2 separate regions of the Homo sapiens genome follow, and region 1 is linked to region 2. The links are chromatin loops, found by intact Hi-C in ENCODE. Cell type or tissue: prostate gland. All regions are shown on one strand. Links, peaks and the distances in the headings refer to the core of each region. The heading gives the core; the rest is flanking DNA. Region 1 overlaps RNF144A (ring finger protein 144A). Region 2 overlaps RNF144A (ring finger protein 144A).

Evidence for each region. Hi-C counts contacts between places; a loop is a spot of excess contacts. Peaks named below come from ENCODE experiments on the same cell type or tissue, not always from the same donor. Only the 100,000 strongest peaks of a DNase experiment are listed, where the experiment ranks them.
Region 1: a loop joins it to region 2, with 2.2 times the contacts of the local background. A loop is called at or near these places in 6 of 110 quality-filtered maps.

What each region holds. Positions count from the first base shown.
Region 1 is chr2:6,973,058-6,982,122 of GRCh38, reverse strand. The region is part of intron 2 of RNF144A (ring finger protein 144A); the gene reads right to left. Among named protein-coding and RNA genes, the nearest start is that of GRASLND, 59 kb to the right of the region's middle. RefSeq lists an enhancer at 7,593-8,792. In prostate gland, for the core only: no CTCF peak of the experiment used is centred there; DNase peaks (open chromatin) are centred at 4,481 and 4,842; H3K27ac peaks cover 1,123 bases.
Region 2 is chr2:7,026,852-7,035,916 of GRCh38, reverse strand. It overlaps RNF144A (ring finger protein 144A), which reads right to left. Exons shown (of 9, transcript NM_014746.6): 8 at 5,702-5,791. Among named protein-coding and RNA genes, the nearest start is that of GRASLND, 110 kb to the right of the region's middle. In prostate gland, for the core only: CTCF peaks have their summits at 1,439 (motif pointing right) and 4,053 (motif pointing right); a DNase peak (open chromatin) is centred at 3,936; H3K27ac peaks cover 1,701 bases.

The DNA.
Region 1 (9,065 bases), core at 804-8,803, 54 kb after region 2:
TGAACAGACCTGGTGGGAGGCGACTGGATCATGGGGGGCAGTTTCCCCCATGCTGTTCCAGTGATAGTAAGGGAGATCTCACGAGATCCGATGGTTTTAAAAGTGGCAGTTTCCCCTGTGCGCTCTCTCTCTCCTGCCGCCTTGTGAAGAAGGTGTCTGCTTCCCTTTTGCCTTCTGCCATGATTGCAAGTTTCCTGAGACCTCCCAAGCCTCATGGGGAACTGTGAATCAATTAAATCTTTTTTCTTCATAAATTACTACCTGTGGGCCGGTAGTATCTTTATAGCAGTGTGAAAACAGACTAATACAGAAAATTGGTACCAGGAGTGGCATACTGCTATGAAGATAACCTGGAAATGTGGAAGCAACTTTAGAACTGGGTAACAGGCAGAGTTGGAACAGATTGGAGGGCTCAGAGTAAGACAGGAAGATGTGGGAAAGTTTGGAACTTCCTAGAGACTTGTTGAATGGTTTTGACCAACATGCTGACAGTCGTATCGACAATGAAGTTCAGGCTGAGGTGGTCTCAGATGGAGATGAGGAACCTAATGGGAACTGGAGCAAAGGTCACTCTCACTATGCTTTAGTAAAGAGACTGGTGGCATTTTCCCCCTGCCCTAGAGATCTGTGGAACTTTGAAATTGAGAGAGATAATTTAAGGTATCTGGCAGAGGAAATTTCTAAGCAGCAAAGCATCGAGATGCGACCTGGCTTTTCCTGAAAGCACACAGTTACATGCATTCACAAAGAGACGATATGAAATTGAAACTTATGTTTTAAAAAAAAAAGCAGAGATAAAAGTTTAGAAAATTTGCAGCCTGACCATGTAGTAAAAAAGAAAAAACCCATTTTCTGGGGAGAAATTCAAGCCCGCTGCAGAAATTTGCATAAATAACAAGAAGCCGAATGTTAATCAGTAAGACAATGGGGGAAAATGTCTCCAGGGCATTTCAGAGATCTTCAAGGCAACTCCTCCCATCACAGGCCTGGAGGTGTAGAAGGAAAAAATGGTTTTGTGGGCCAGGGCCAGGCCCAGGCCTCAGCTGCTCTGTGCAGCCTTGGGACATGGCACCCTGGGTTCCAGCTGCTACAGCTGTAGCTAAAAGAGGCCAAGGTACAGCTCAGGCCATTGCTTCAGAGGGTGCAAGCCCTAAGCCTTGGCACCTTCCACGTGGTATTGGGCCTGTGGGTGCGCATAAGGCAAGAGTTAAGCTTAGGAAGCCTCCACCTCGATTTCAGAGGATGTATGGAATTGCTTGAATGTCCAGGCAGAAGTCTGCTGCAGGCCAGAGCCTTCATGGAGAACCTTCATGGGCAGTGTGGAAGGGAAAGGTGGGATTAGAGCCCCCACACTGAGTCCCCACTGGGGCACTGCCTAGTGGAGCTGTGAGAAGAGGGCCACTGTCCTGCAGACCACAGAAAGGTAGATCCACCAACAGCTTGCACTGGGCACCTGAAAAAGCTGCAGGCGCTCAATGCCAGCCTATGAAAGCAGCTGCAGCGGCTGTACCCTACAGAGCCACAGAGGCAGAGCTGCCCAAGGCCGTGAGAGCCTACCCCTTGCATCACCATGCCCAGGATTTGAGACATGGAATCAAAAGTGATTTTGGAGCTTTAAGATGTAATGACTGCCTGGCCAGATTTCAGACTGGCATGGGGCCTCTGGCCCCCTTGTTTTGGCCAAGTTCTCCCATTTGAAATGGGAATATTTTCTCAATGCCTGTACCCCCAGTATATCTTAGAAGTAACTAACTGGCTTGTGATTTTACAGGCTCTTCGGTGGAAGGGACTTGTCTTGTCTCAGATGAGACTATGGACTTGGACTTTTGGGTTAATGCTGGAATGAGTTAAGACTCTGGGGGGCTGTTGGAGAGCATGATTGGTTTTGAAATGTGGAAAGGACACGATATCTGGGAGACGCTGGGGTGGAATTACATGGGTTAGCTCTGCATCCCCACCCAAATCCTCATGTCAAATTGTAATCTTCACATGTTGAGGGACAACAGACCCAGTAGGAGGTGACTGGATCATGGGGGCAGTTTCCCCCAGGCTGTTCTCATGATATTGAGATGTTCTCATGAGATCTGATGGTTTAAAAGTGGCAGTTTCTCTTGCATGTGCTCTCTCTCCTGCCGCCTTGTGAAGAAGGTGCCTGCTTCCCCTTCACCTTCAGCCATAATTGTGAGTTTCCTGAGGCCTCCCCAGCCATGCAGAATTGATTCAATTAAACCTCTTTTGTTGATGGATTACTCAGTCTCAGGTAGTATCATTACAGCAGTGTGAAAATGAACTAATACATTAACTCAATTATCTTCATGTAACAGATTAAGAACTGAGGTTTAAGAGGGATGCACAATTTGCCCAAAGTCCCTGGGTAATAAGTGGCAAATTCAGAACTTAAACCTAAGTCTCTCAACTTATGAACCCCACATTCTTTTCATGTACACATCACCCTGGAGGCTTCTGTGGAGCCTGGAAGGCTCATTCATAAACAATAACTTCTGGTCCCCCACCAAAGATGTAATTGCTAATCTGATTGTTTCACCTTTCGAAATACTAAAGAGGCCACCCTCAGGAAAAAAAAAAAAGCTAATGATTTCTTTTAACTTTTCACACCTGAGAAGAATGTCTGTTTCATCACAGAGTCTTCTAGGTATTAAACAGGTCTTTGGTTTAACAATGGCAATGACAGACCATTTAGTTGGCTAGGATGCAGAGATAAATCCAGTGCTCAACTTCCCCAATCATAATCACACAGAAGGCACCTCTGCCTCCCTCACAGCCAGTGCTGGAGACTGCCTGTCCTAATAACCAGGAAAAAAAATATCTCATCTCATCTGCATCTCCCACCCTCCCTGTGAGGAAGTCCACGTGATCCCTACAGCCTTGGCCAAGACTGAAGACCACAGGCTCAGGGTCAACCCACAGCAGCGCCTCCCACTCATTCAGAAGAGACATCTCTGTCCAACATCCCTCAGATCCACAAGGCTGAGCCCCTATCCCAGCCCCTCGCCCACTATTCTAGAACTTAGACTCCAATAGGCACTCAGGAAACACACAAGGCTGCTCCTGTCTCTCTACTTTCTGACCCTGGCTGCAGAGACCACCAAGTGCAGATGAGCTCATGAGACAGAGAGGCAGCCCAGAAGTTGGGCAGAGATACGTGGACCCTTCATGCCACCCTTTCTTCTGGATGCCAATCCTCACCCATCCAGTGCTCCATCCCTTTGCTGGACAACAATGGGAAACTCTGTTAGCTATAAAAACAAACCACAGAACTTACTCAGTTCTGACATGGTGGTGATGATCCCCACAGGTGCAGAAAGAGAGCTCTCTTCTAAAGAGAATATTCACAAAGAGAGAAGGAAAGCCTCCAAACAGACAGGGTCCAGGCTCAGACTGCAGAACCAGCCTACTTGTTTCCTGAGCATTCAGCTTGGTTCTGAGTCCAACCTCGAGGGACTTGAACATGATCACATAAACTGATGCAACCTTTCCTGGAAGGAAACAGAGATGTCAACTTCAAATTATTCCCAAGAAAACCCCGGCAACCTGGGAAGAGTCTTCAAGGCGGGGAACGTTCCTGCTGGGAATACCCACAATAACACAAGTCTGTGTGGAGTAATTATTCCCAGCCCCACGTTCGAACTTGGGTTTTTACCCCTGGAACCTTTATAAGGTGTCCCTGAGCTTGGAGGCACCAGTCACAAAGAAAAGACATGGGCTGTCTAGAAGTCTGTTCCCAGGAAGGATCTTGTTGAAATGATAATGGGCCTAATGGGACTATGTGCTGTTAAGAGAGTACAAGTCCTTGGTCACTTGAGCATCATTAATATAGAATTACAGCACCAAAAACAATAGAACCCACCATATCCAACCATGTTTTCCACATTCACAGGCCATCATAGGCCTCTGACACATAAAGTCCTGTTAGGAGCTTCCTGTCATTCCAGAAAGAAGTCCACGTCCTCCAGAGCTATGCAGGACCACAGACACCTTTACCTCACGAGGGTGCCCACACCTCCTCTCCTCTCCTGGTCTACTAGCCCCTGTTGAGGATGAGGAGTGAGGCTGTGATGCAGTTCTATGGGTTCCCCAAGCTGACCACATACCCACCAAGGACACTATTTCACAAGACGTCTCCCAGATGGAAACTTCCAGTGACTCCAGGGTGATGTATCTTAAAGGCAAACTCCCCAACAGCTCCCCCCGACACTCACTACCATCTATGCTTTCATTTTCTCCTTAAAACAATAGGCTTAATACTGTCTACTGTGTAACTTATTTCTCTCCTTTATGTTCTTTTTGTCTCTCCAGAATAGACACCCCAATGAGGGCAGTAGTTTTTATTTGCTGGGTTCACTATTCTATCCCAAGAATTTATAACAGTGCAAGCATAGAGGAAGTGCTCCATAAAAAATTGGTCAGTAAAGTTTAATGGACACTCTAAAGCTCGCTGCCTGGGAGAAAGCTCCTGTAACAGCAATAAAAGGTTTACCGCTTCTCCTGCACCAGAAGTTTCCCAGTAACAGAGATCATTTTATGCCCATATAATATCAACTATTTGGTATAATGTACTACACGTAGAAAGTAAATATTTACTGAGTAGTGACTCAATAACCGCTAGTAATGAGGTGCGATCCTCTCTGCAGTGAAATTAAAATGTGCATTAAACACTGAATACTGATGCTCAGTGTTGATTTGATCCCAATGAATTGATGTTACGATGTTCAAAAGAACCATGTCCAGTTGTCTGTGCTTTCGTGTCATTAACTCAAAAGGCATACGCAACTTTCCCTTCCTGGGAACAAGGAGGCCTGGCTTCCAGCCCTGGGCCTGCCTCCTGCCAGCCCTGGGATCTTGGCACATCTCCTAAGCTCTCTGCATCCTGCTTTACTCATGTGGAGAACGACAGGGCTTATTTTCCACCTATAAAATCAACTGAACATTTAAAAAATTGTAATAACTTGGTTATAGTCTTAGAGAAAGCAATAAACATGGCTAATGGTAACATACAATGAACTAACACTTTTGAGAGGCAATGCGTAATATTTATCAAGGAACTTAAATTTTTTTAATCCTTTGATCAAGAAGCCCAATTTCTGGGAATTTCATCCATTGAACAAATAATTGCAGGCATGAAAATGTGGATTACAGCATTGTCTGTAATATTAAAAAGCTGCAAGTGCATGAATATAATATTTTCAAAGGCGTATCAGACCAGTTTTTTTAAAAAAAGAAGAATATGTATTATAGAATGACATTTTGCAGGATTAACCAATAGCCTTTTGGTATAATTTTGGTAGGTGAAAAGTAAGCATAAACCCCATCTGTTCATTATGATGGTACAACAGACAAAGGAAAGGGTAGTACATACTCACACAAAATCATTTCTTATGAGAGTGAGGAGTAACTGTTTTTCTTTGTGCAATATTCATATTATATATAAAGTTTATATATGAAATGTATATATAATAAATTTATATATATGAAATGTATATATGACATATATCATTATATATGAAATTTATATAGTTTTATATATATGAAATTCATATATATATAAATTTCAAAACCTTCTGCAAACCAAAGAAAGTTACAATAAATAACAAAACGAAAAACATTGCAAAATGTATCCCAAAGAGTTATTCTCCTTAATACATACATAACTTTATAAATTGAGAAGTAAAAGAGCAACAATTGAATAAAAAACGATCAAGGAACGAGATAAAATTCACAGGAAAAGAAAAACGGCCCTCAAACAAACACAATTATAAGAAGAGAAATTCACTCTTACTATATCAAGATGCCATTCCCCAACTATCAAGTTGGCAAAAATTCAAATATTTCGCAAACCCTGTGGGGGAGGCTGTAGGTCAACCATTACTCACACACCTTACTGGCTGGAGTTCAAAATGATATAACACATGAAATGGGGAAAATGTCAATATATCTACCAAAGATTTACTACATGTACCCACTGACCTAGTAATCCCACTTCCAGTCATGTGCCCAGTGGAGGAAGTTAGTCACTGGGGTCTTGTTTGTAATACCAGAAGACTGGGAATAACTCAAGTAGCAGGCTGTGGACTAAACCATGGAAGGTCTGCACAATGGAATACTGTGCCGCTGAAGAAAGGATGAAAAAGCCTTCTATCCATTCAAATGGAAAGATCTGCAAAATGTGTTAAGTGAAAACAGCAAAGCATAGAACAGCATATATCCTACGATAAACTTTGTGTACTTATTTGTATTCACATAAACACTGCATGGATATCCAAGATTCTTTCATTTTTTGAGACAGGGTCTCGCTCTGTCACCCAGGCTAGAGTGCTGTGGTGCAATCTTGGCTCACTGCAGCACTGTCCTCCTGGGCTCAGGTGATCCTCCCACCTCAGCCTCCCAAGTAGCTGGGACCACAGGCCTGTGCCACAACCACACCTGACTAATTTTTGCATTTTTTGCAGAGATGGGCTTTCAACTTGTTGCCCAGGCTGGTCTTAAACTCCTGATCTCAAGCAATGTGCCTGCCTCAGCCTCCCAAAGTCCTGGGATTACAGACATCAGCCACTGCATCTGGCCGAATATCCAAGATTTTCATTGAAGGAGTTACTTAACATGGCGAGGAGGGCTGGGCAGTGGAGAGAATGAGCAGGCACAGGTGGCAGTTGGATTCTCAATATATACCTTTAAAGAAGTTTGAGTGTGAATCACAGGCTGAAAGGGTTTGGTTCTGTGTCCCCCACCCAAATCTCATCTTGTAGCTCCCATAATTCTCACATGTTGTGGGAAGGACCCGGTGGGAAGCATGGGGGTAGGTCTTTCCCGTGCTGTTCTTGTGATAGTGAATGGGTCTCACGACATCTGATGGTTTTACAAACGGGAATTTCCCTGCACAAGTTCTCTTCTGTTGTCTGCCACCATGTGAGATGTGCCTTTCGTAGTCCTCTGTCATGATTGTGAGGCCTCCCCAGGCACATGGAAATGTCAGTCCAATTAAACCTATCTTTTGTAAGTTTCTCAGTCTTGGGTATGTCTTTATTAGCAGCATGAAAATGGACTAATACACATGAATATTTAAAAATCACAAAGATTTTAATAAAAATAAAAGCCATTATAATTATTCAGAATAAAAAGATGGTCTCTTAACTTCTTTTCCGGTTATAACCAAGCAATCATGCCTACTCATTCTATACATCTATTTGGCTACTCAAAGAAGGTTAGGAAATGTATTTTAGTATTGTATAAATTACCAAAAAAATTCCAAATAATATTTTAATTAATTTTTTGTCTCTGAGCTAACTCGGAGTTCCAAAAATGTCAGCATATGTCAGCTCCCCTACATGTCTCTTCTTAATTTAAAACCTGAAATGTATTTTATTGTCAAAAAATGCAACACCCTTGATGCACCTGCCTGTCAAGAGCTAAGAGTTAAACAAGGTTGGTCAGCTCACGGCAATGTGAATGTAAGACTTACTTTCACAATAATTAAGTAAAGTCTGACTTACTTTCACAGTGCCAGCCTTTCAGGGAGGCTTGTCTTTTTCCCATAAGAAAAAAAAAAAGCAGTGTTAATTCAAACAAGAATTATGCACTAATAATAGCTAACATGTTTTAAGATCTTACTAGGTGCACCAACTTATAAGCCACTTAATCTTACAATAGCTTAGTGAGGTAGTATTATTATCTCCCATTTGGTACAAGGAGACTGGGGCACACCAAGGTTAAGAAGCTTGTTGAATATCACACCACCACGGACACGGCAACGGCAGATGGATCTCGGCAGTCTGCAACCAGCCCCATGCTCTGAACCACAATGCTGTATTTAATTATTTTCTGAAAACTAGAATGCATGTGGCACGATGGTCATAAGGCAGCCATAATCTTGACAATGTGCAGAATCATGCTACAACTGCCATTCTCCTTTCTTGAGAAATCAATACTATTCAGCACTCCTGGAGAGCAGGTAAGTCTGTAACTTCCACCCTCCCACTTTACAGGCTGCGAACTAGGTGGGGCTGGTAAATGACGAATCTAAGATGAATTAATGAGCATGAGCCATAGCCTAAAAATCTAGATCCTCCAGAAGTCTCACTTACTCTTAATTTCCACATCTTTCCTTCTGTGGTGAACAATGTGCTATCCTGAAGTCCAGTAACAGTGTGGACCAGAGACTGGCAAAGTCTTCCTGCTAAGAGCAAGATGGAAAATATTTCAGGCTTTGTGGATCATGGGGTCTCTGTAGAAAAGACCTCTCTGATGCTGGAGCACGAAGCAGCCAGAGACGGCACGTAAGCCAACGGGCATGGCCGTGTGCCCGTGAAGCCTTATTTATGAAAACAGGCAGCAGGCTGGATTTGGCCCATGGACCATATGCTGACCCCTATGGTGGGTACTGATGATTTTCTAGGGGTGGTGAAAATCCGTATCACCATTCCAATCTTCTCCTTTCTCTAGTAAATATTGGAACAAAGTTAATTTTCCTAAAATTCCATTTCCACTCAAAAGACTTAGGCCTGATGTGAAGCCCTTTCCCAACCTCATCCTCACTGGCCTATCTTCCTGCAGCCAGTGTGCACCGTGCTGCCAGGCTGGCCTTCTGCAGAGATGCCCGCCCTGTACTGTGAAGTGACCAGGAGGACCTGCTACCCGGGCCACCTTCCATCAGCATTTAATCTGCGTGTTTGATGGCAATACGAGGGCCTTACATGCCGATATACACAGGAGAAATGGAGGCAGTACAATAAAATTAACCCAACTATCTGTGGTTAAACAGTTAATGACAATTTTAGGATAAGCACCTAAGTCTCTTTATCCAAAGATCCTAAGACACCACGTGAGTCTAATATTAGACACAACATCCTATACTGAAAAGTGTGCATCTTCTGGGATCAGAAGCCACTGAGTTTGAACCCCAGCTCGGACACTCAACCACGTAGGCAAATCGCCAACACTTAACACTAGCTCCAGTTACTAAGGCACCATCTGAACCTGCATTAGTTGTATATTGCCTCATTTAATCCCTTCAGTAAACTGTGAAGCAGGCATATTCATCCCCATTTCAT
Region 2 (9,065 bases), core at 499-8,498:
ATGAAACAAACTGTACAATAACTTTATGCAACAAAGACAATTCTTCCTTTACAGCACTGTTTTCCGTTTGACAAGAGTGCCAGGTAAGATGCAAGTGGCATATAAAACCTCTGCTCCCGTAAAAAATAATGAAAGCAGCCTGCAATCTCAAAGAGACACGTTGGAATTCCCCCAAATCTCTTAGAATAATCTTACTGAGCTTCACATCTAAAGGAGGAAGAACTGGGGAGAAGGAACCTTTCAAAATGACCCTGAAAGTTGGGAATCACAGGACACTGAATTCAGGGCATGTTCTGAGTGCTCCTGAGGTTTGAGTGGAGCAAGCCCCTATGTGACAGAGAAATGTGTCCCCAGGGAGCCAATGAAACCTGACTTGGGCAAGAAGTTCTAACCCACAGCAGGGTCAGTGACAGAGGGTGGCCCAGCTGACCCATTTGTAGGACGGGAAAGCAATTTGGTGGGTCAAGATGAGGACTTTAGTAAACAGAGCAGAACAGAAAATGCAGGAGCACAGAGTGGGGAAGTTATGTCGATGTGGGTGTGCACAGGGATGTTTTATGGGTTACAAGGTACTACACTGGTACATGTCTCCCTGTGGGCTGCAGTCAAGTAAGATTCCAAAGACGCTGCTCAGCACGTGCTGTGGCCTGGGCTCTTTAGAGACACGTAACGGGAGAAGCAGGAGCTGGAGCAAAGCCTTAAAAATGGATGGGAGGGATATAGCTTGACAGGGAGAAGGAACAAAACAGGGCAAGAGAGAGACACAGGAGTGGAGAAGGCAGAACAGCAGGCCATCCTGAGCGGGCTCCTCTGAGGCCACAAGGCTGGCAGATTCTGCTTTGCAGAGATGAAGATGACAAGGGAGGCCAAATGTGGAGGACCAAGAGGCTCAGCAGAAGTCTTCAGGTTATGCCCCGTCTGAGCATTTTATTCTGCTGCTCTAAAACCTTCTCTGGCTCCCTAGTGCCATACAGACTTAAGTCTACAGCAAGACACCACACCCTCTCCAAGGCCAATCACGACTCTGCCCCTAACTTCCCATCAGCTGCACTCCCGAAGGCTCCCCAGCCGGCCCCAGAGTGTCCCATTCTGTGCCTCCGCTCACACTGTCCTCTCCTCCTTCAAAGCACTTTCTGCAACATCCAGTATTTAGGACTTTTATGGTCTGATTCAGGTGCCACTCATTTCATACTATTTTTCTTGAATATTCCAGCTTGTTGAATTATCAAGAAATAATTCTTGGCTTCTAATGTCTCACCCTGCCTTGCGATCTTATGAGTTTCCCACAGCCTGGCAGGTGCACGTGCCACAAAGGCACCTGGTGCTACCAGGTGTCCTTCACAGCACTGCACTTGGGAGCACGCTCAGTGCCGTAGCAGCCCGGAGGAAGGACAGGGCAGGGGAGATGCCGGAAGCCTGAAAACTAGGCAGGAGGTGGCAGAAGCGAGCTCTTTACACGGACTCATTTCCAAAAGGCAGACAGAGATGAGTCCGAGCAAAGCTGGGGCTCCTAAGGAGGGTGGGCGTCCACTCAAACGGCTGCACGCTGTCGCTTGCTACAGCTTGACACTCCTGGCTGCTCTGTTTCCCCAAACACTATCGCTCCAAGTCTCACCGCACTTTTGTGAACTTTTTTTTTTTTTTTGAGACAGAGTCTTGCTCTGTCGCCCAGGCTGGAGTGCAGTGGCACGATCTTGGATCACTGCAACTTCTGCCTTCAAAGAAAGGAAGAACTATTAGGTGTCATTAGAGAGGTGGTGTTACTCCTGTCCCTCCCTAGGAGAAACAAAAACAGTTCTTCCTGTCTTTGAATGGGGACGAACAAGCTCCAAGTCATCCACTTCCACCTTCTCCTCACCAGGAGCAGAACCAGAAAATAAAGCAGCTCTCATGGCTCCTGGGACGGGGACACAGCAACCCTTTGCTCCCTGCCCGGCCCCTGTGAAGTTCCCCACGTGTAGAAAGCCGCCGAAGGCACGAGGACCATTAGCCCTGTGGAGAGGGCTGCGAGTCAACACCCACGGCCAAACGGGTCATTCGCGATTTTGCCCGTGCACTACTTCCAAAGATAACTGTGCCCCAGGCACAGGACCAGTGCCAAAGAGGTTACAAAGATGAGCAAAACAGGTCCCTGCTCCCAAGAGCACTTTTCTGTATCCTAAGAGATAAGACCCAGATGAGCACTGGGCTATGACCAGAGTGGGGTGGGTCCACATGGGAGGGAGGGCTCTTCTTGGATGACAGTCACACACAAGAGACTTCACGGAGGAGGTCACACCTGGATTGGGCCACAGAGAAGGTTAGAATGTGGATGTGCAGAGCTGGGCAGGAACAGGAGAAGTAGAGGAAGAGAGTGATGAAGACCAAGCTGGCAGCAACGGCCAGGGCAAAGGAGAGAGGCAGGGAAAGCACGGGCGCTGCAGGCCAAAGTTCAGAGTGAGCCTGGAGGAGCAGGGAAGATGCGGCTGCCAAGACCCATGCTCAGGCTCTCCCAGGTTCCAAGACCAGTGGGCCTTTGGCAGCTCCAGGGCACGATGGCGTGAGGATATCTGACTGCCAGCCCCAGCTGAGGCCCAAGCCAGCAGCCAGATCAAGCACCAGAAGCATGGGGCACGGGCCTGCAGGGGCTCCTGCCCAGCTTCAGAGCTGCCCCGGCTGATGCCACGTGGGCCGCACATGGGCTGGCTTGGCTGAGCCCTGTTCACACCACAGATTCCAGAGCAAAATACATGTGAGGATGGTAAGCCTGAGTATGTGGGAGGCTTGGCACCCAGCAACAGCCAGCCAGAGTCCCTGTGGAAAGCACCTGCTCTCACCTGGAACTCACCTTCTCTACAGGGAAACTGCCAGAGTTGGGCAATGGTTTCCGAGTTCTCACCAAGCTCTGACTCAGTTTCTGCCAAGGTGCACACAACAGCATCCACTCACACGGTGGCTGTGCAAATGCCGGGTCCCCCGAGTCAGCACCCAGTCACCCCCTACCTACAGCCCAGGGAAAACCAAGTACAGAAGAGGAATGCAGCCTCCTGGCAGTTTCTATGCTGCGTGGGGAGGGGGGTGTAGGTGTTGTTATGGGTTGAATCCTGTCCTCACAAAACAATATATTGAAGTTCTAGCCCCCTAGTATCTCAGAATGTGACCTTCTTTGGAAACAGGGTCTCTGTAGATGCAATCAAGTTACCATGAGGTGATTAGCGTGGGCCTCGATCCCATACCACTGATGTCCTGATAGAAAGGGGGGATTTGGACAATGATGGAAGACGAGGTGGAGACGCACAGGGAAGAGGCAGCCGGAGGAAGACGGAGGATTGCAGTGACGCATCGATCTGTCCAGGAATGCCGCAGATGGCTGGCGAACCACAGAAGCTGGACAAGGCCGGAGGGACTCTCCTACAGGTTTCAGAGCAGGCAGGGCCCTGCTGACACCTCGATTTCAGAATTCTGAGCTCCAGGACTGAGCCAATACATTTCTGCTGTTCTGAGCCACCCAGTCTGCAGCGCTTTGTCACAGCAGCCAGAGCAGAGCTGCAAGGGGCGCGGATTCGAGCAGAGCTGCAAGGGGCGCGGATTCCAGCAGAGCTGCAAGGGGCGCGGATTCCAGCAGAGCTGCAAGGGGCGCGGATTCCAGCAGAGCTGCAAGGGGCGCGGATTCCAGCAGAGCTGCAAGGGGCGCGGATTCCAGCAGAGCTGCAAGGGGCGCGGATTCCAGCAGAGCTGCAAGGGGCGTGGATTCAAGCCGTGCCGGGCCACGTGCAAAGAGAACAGTCAGAGGAGCTCAAACCAACTCTCTAGACCAGAGGGCAGTACGCCATGGCCCGGGGGCCAAATCTGCCTTCATCATCTGTTCTGTTTTGTTTATCCATACAGCTTTATTGGGACATAATTCCTGTGCCACGCAATTCAGATCAAGTACACACATTCAATGGTTTCCAGTGTGTTCACAGAGTTACGCAACCATCACCACAGTCACTTCCACCTGCCTGTGTAAACAGTTTCACTGGAACACGGCCAAGGTAACTCACTGACGTACCGTTGGCAGCTTCTGTGCCGCCAGGTGGAGTTGACAGGTGCAGCAGAGGCCTACGGCCTGCGAGGCCAAGAATGCTCAGCATCTGCTCTCTGATGGGAGGCGTGTCTTATCGCCTGCTGTGGACGCCCACAGGCTCTGCCACGTGGTCGGCATTTAAGATTGTCCAGGAAGTGCAGCTGTAGGTGGACCTTTCCCTCGTCCTGGCAACTGCCTTGAGACTGAGTTTCTCCATCTTTTAGATGAGGCTGACACATGTGCCTCAGAGGCTCTCCTGAAGGAGTCACAGACTTGAGCCCTTCACGCCTCTCGAGGAGCAGGCAGGGAGCAGCAGCCAATGTGCCTCCTGCCACTAATCCCTCAGCAGCTTCCCACTCACCCAGCACAAGATCCAGGGTTGCTCTGTGGACTGCCAGGCCCTAAAAGGGTCTGTCCCTGCCATCATCTCTGACCATCTCCCCATCACGTCACCTCTAGCTGATTTATTAGGTTCTGTGTCCTTGCTGCTTTATCATCTCTGTCCCTAAACAGAACGTAGTTCCGTAGAAGGACACATCTGTCTCACGCACCACTGTATCTCCAGCTCCTACAGCAGTACCCAGCACACGGTAGGCTATAAATATGTGTTGAAAGCACAAGTTAATATTAACCAACACGAGGGTCCTTTATCAACTCCAAAGACTGCACAGGCATTAACACCTAGGGCCAGGGTCCCCAACACCTGGGCCATGGACGGGTAGCGGTCTGTAGCCTGTTAGGAACCAGGGTGCACGGCAGGAGTGAGTGGTGGGGGTGGGGGAAGCAAACGAGCAAACCTTCATCTGTATTTACAGCTGCTCCCCATTGCTCACGTTACCGCCTGAGCCCCACCTCCTGTCAGATCAGCAGCGACATTAGACTCTCGTAGGAGCACGAACCCTGTTGTGAACTGCGCATGCGAGGGATCTGGGTTGCAGCCTCCTTATATGAGAATCTAAATGCCTGATGATCTATCACAGTCTCCCATCACCCTCAGATGGGACCATCTAGTTGCAGGAAAACAAGCTCAGGGCTCCCACTGATTCTACATGATAGTGAGTTGTACAACTATTTCACTATATATTACAATGTAATCATGACATAAAGTGCACAATAAATGCAATATGCTGAATCATCCCAAATCCATCCCCCTGCCCAGTCTGTGGAAAAACTGCCTTCCACGAAGTGAGTCCCTGGTGCCAAAAAGGTTGGGGACCACTGACCTCGGAATTTTTCCACTCCTTCCTTGTTATCCATTCCTGTTACTACCTTGCTTATCTCAGGGCCTCAAGAGAAAGCTCTTTGTTAAGGGCTAGGCAAGGATTACCTAAACACGGTCAGCAGGTCATGACCAAGGCCATGAGTCCCGTGCAAGTGATCTGAAGTCTGATGCTGAAGACCCATCAGACAATGAATGTGATGCGCGTTGACATTAACTTTGGGCCAGGGCTTCCATAAGGATAAGCCTATACCAGCAAAAACCAGCAGGAAGCACATCTACTAGCTCTTTCTATCCAGGAGATCTTCGTCCTTTAGGCAAGTCTGGAAACACTAAAGATATACATACACACACACACACACACACACACACACACACACACACACACACACACAGTCTCTCTCTGAGATCAACCTTCCAGGCAAATCACCTCCTACCTGTGTCCGATGCCAGATCACAGATGCCCGGGAGTGGCCCAGCTTGTTCCGGCAGGGTCCCTTATCGTAGTGTATCAGAAGGAAATCATCCTGTGAGGGGCAGAGACAGAGACGGCATGAACGAGTGGTTCCTGCTCAGTTCGGTGAGTATCACAGCCATTGATGCATTTCTTCTCCTATGCTCATGATAAGTGGAGACATGAGGGAGGTGACACAGGGAAGGGCACGCATCCGGGAACACCTGGCCACAGCCACTGGAGGCCCAGGCCGCTCCTCCCCAGGGCCTCCCTTCATCACCTAGCAGCCCTGGACAGCACAGCCTCGGGCTCTAGAGGGAGCTTTGGACCAGACTTCAGGCCCAGCCCAAAGAAGGACCTCCCCTGCACAGTGGCTGGCTTCTGAGCTTGTGGGAAAGAAGGGATCTCATGGGGACAAAGGGCTACTGAACACGCAGGTCACTGCTGCTCCAAAGAGCTCCTGCTGGCTCCGGCTGTGTGTGACTCCACCAGAGTCCCTCTGCCCTGGCATCTTCCTGGTGCAGTGACAGGGCTATTCCTGGGATTGGATGATTTTCTTTGTTGCTGATCCATCCCCCTCCATCAGGTCGGGCTTCTCACCTAGAAAGCGCTTCCTCTCCACTCAGGCCACTTGATTTTCCTCATGATTCAAGATCCAGCCCGGGGAGCACTTTCTGTCTGCATCTTCTCAGACCATCCTGAGTGGGCAGCAGTTCTCTGCACTCCAGGAACACCTGTGGACGCCTCCCTCCAGGCGTTCTCCACCCCACCTCCATTTCCTGGAGCTGGGACCCTCACACATGTTGGTCTCTCTAAGTGTGTTCCCCAGCTCAGTGCTTGGCACCCAGATCTCAATGACTACCCACTGGCGTGAGGGGAATGGCATTTCTATACCGAGCCCTCTATGCCTCCAGGACCAGGAGGCACCGTTTTCAATCCTGATCAATGAAGGAAATGACGAGGCACATGGTGCCACGGAGGGGCAAGCCTGTTGATTCATTTAAAGGAGGCTGTAAACAGACAGCTGCTTTTTCAGAAAAGAACAAACAAACACAGGGCCCAATGCGCCTGAGGAAACAGGAAGTCACTCTTCCGAAAACCAGGAGGAGCAGGTCAGGGGTCATGGCCTTCTGTTCCTTTCAATCAACTCTGGTAAGACAGTTTGGGGGCTGCAGCCGGACTTCCTCTCCTTGTGGGGAGGACACCAGCCTTGAGTTTCCTGATTTTTGGGGTCAAGCCTCCTGGTGTCTGAATGCACAGTGAATGGAGGGCCATCAAATCCTGGCTGTTACAGGTGCAGTAGCAAGAGGCTTTGGCTGGGGGCTGGGGTCCCAGCTACCACTGTCTGCCTCGCTTCTGTGCCCAGATGCCCCATCTGTGAGAGGAAAGGGAGGAGCAGGCAAACACAAAGCCACTTCTGGCCACACCTTTCTCTTCTACAAAGCTATTTCTGTCCACTTCCATCACTGTGAGCTCTCTCCTCCTTGAACTCTTAACCAAAATTTCCTTTGCGCTGACATTAATTTACACACCACTGAGAAGAGCTCATTCTCCATTTGTATGTCTCCATTTTCCAGACTGCCTCTCACAATGTCTTGCACTGCAGGCTCTTTAAACGTTTTTGAATTTGTTTTCTGAAACGCAAACCAAATCCTGTGTACTACCCAGTTGAGAAGTGGTTACTGACCTCTGCGAGCAGACATGGACAAGCCTGGCTGCACATCCGAGCCACCTGGACAGCTTTTGGAAGCTGAAGATACTGACTCCGAGGTCTGAGGCAGGGCCCAGTCCTCAGGCTCCCTAAGTGATTCTGATCCATCCTATCCTTGGGAAGCACAGGCCTCTGCTGGGGGCCAGGCCCCTGATCTGGTACACAGGGGCCGTCGTCTGGGCCTCACCTTGTCTTTCCAGCATCTCTGGCCAGGCCACGTATGAGTTCACATCCTCTTTCATCGTGCCCAGGTCTTTGGTAGTAACCTGGCTCAGCACATTCTGTCCTCTCTGGTGAACAAACTCACTCAGCCTTCAAGTCCTCAGCTACCCACTGGCCCCCAGAGCCAGTAACCTCCTGACTCCTCCTTGGGGCCGCCAGGGACTTTACACCCTTAGCCATGCAGCCTCCTTCATAGCAATGTGTCCGGATCGTGCCTTATGGGGCTCGTCAGGGAGATGACAAGCTCCTCAAGGTCAAGAACTTCACCCTCCCACCCCGCCCCCCACCCTCATCTCACCAGACCCGCATGGGGTCCAACGGAGCGGAGTGGCTGACACACAGCCAGATTTCATGTACAAAATTAATGTTTATTTAAAAAGCACTTTTCTTATCCCCTGATAAAAGCACTCAAATATGGTTTCACAATATAGAAATGATTGACTTATGATTTTTAGTTTATTGATGATGCCCTGAGGCATAACAATCCCAGGAGCTGCAGGAACACAGATCTATTTCTGTGATAGGGAATACTTTCCTCCTATTGTTCAGAAAAGTTCCATTGAACTCCGGGGTGGGATGAAACAATGGTGCAAGCTCCGGGAAGCCGCAATCAGGGAGAGGGCTGGTGAAAGAGCCAATGCCCCAGGGCAATTCTAGCACCTTCAGCTTTAAAATGTCCACTGGAACTCTGCCTTGACACAGCCTGATCTAACACAAAGATGTGGTTTTTAGAGTTTGACAGATCAGGGACTGATGGCTGATTCCCTTCCTCACTAGTTTGAGAAAGATAAACCTCTCTGGCCTTCCTCATTCCAACTCACAGAAATACTGTGCGTTAAGGGAAGCAGGTATCCAGAGCAAACTGTATAATGCTGATCTGGAACAATTACCTCGATAAACATTAACTATCTACTGCCAAAAAATACGTAAAAGAAAGAAACTGCACATGTCCCTTTTTACAGTAAATAGCAAATGTTGGGCCAGCACTGATAGCTGAGAAGCAGTGAGGATTCAAGGGGAGATGCGCTTGGCCAGGTGCAGATGAGGAGAGGGAAGCAGGGGAGGAGAGGCAGTAAGGACCACGATGGGGAGGAGGCGGTCTGAAATATTCATAACTCCTGGATGTCTGCATGTGCCAGAAAGCACGCTTGGGGGAAACAGGAGAGAAAAGCTCCGTGGCAAGCCCTCCTCTCTCCTCTGAGTGCTCTTGGCTGGATTCAGGCCGTGCATTTATGTGCTTGTCGTAAATCACTGTTAATGTCTTTGGTAAAGGGCTCCAACAGTAGACTCCCTCTCCTTCACATCCGCTTCCTCTGGCCACAGGGTCATTTTTCTTCATGTACAAAGAAAACACAGGAAACTCTGCACGGCCATGAGGATGATGTCTCTGATGGAGGAAAAGTGCGGCCTGGTT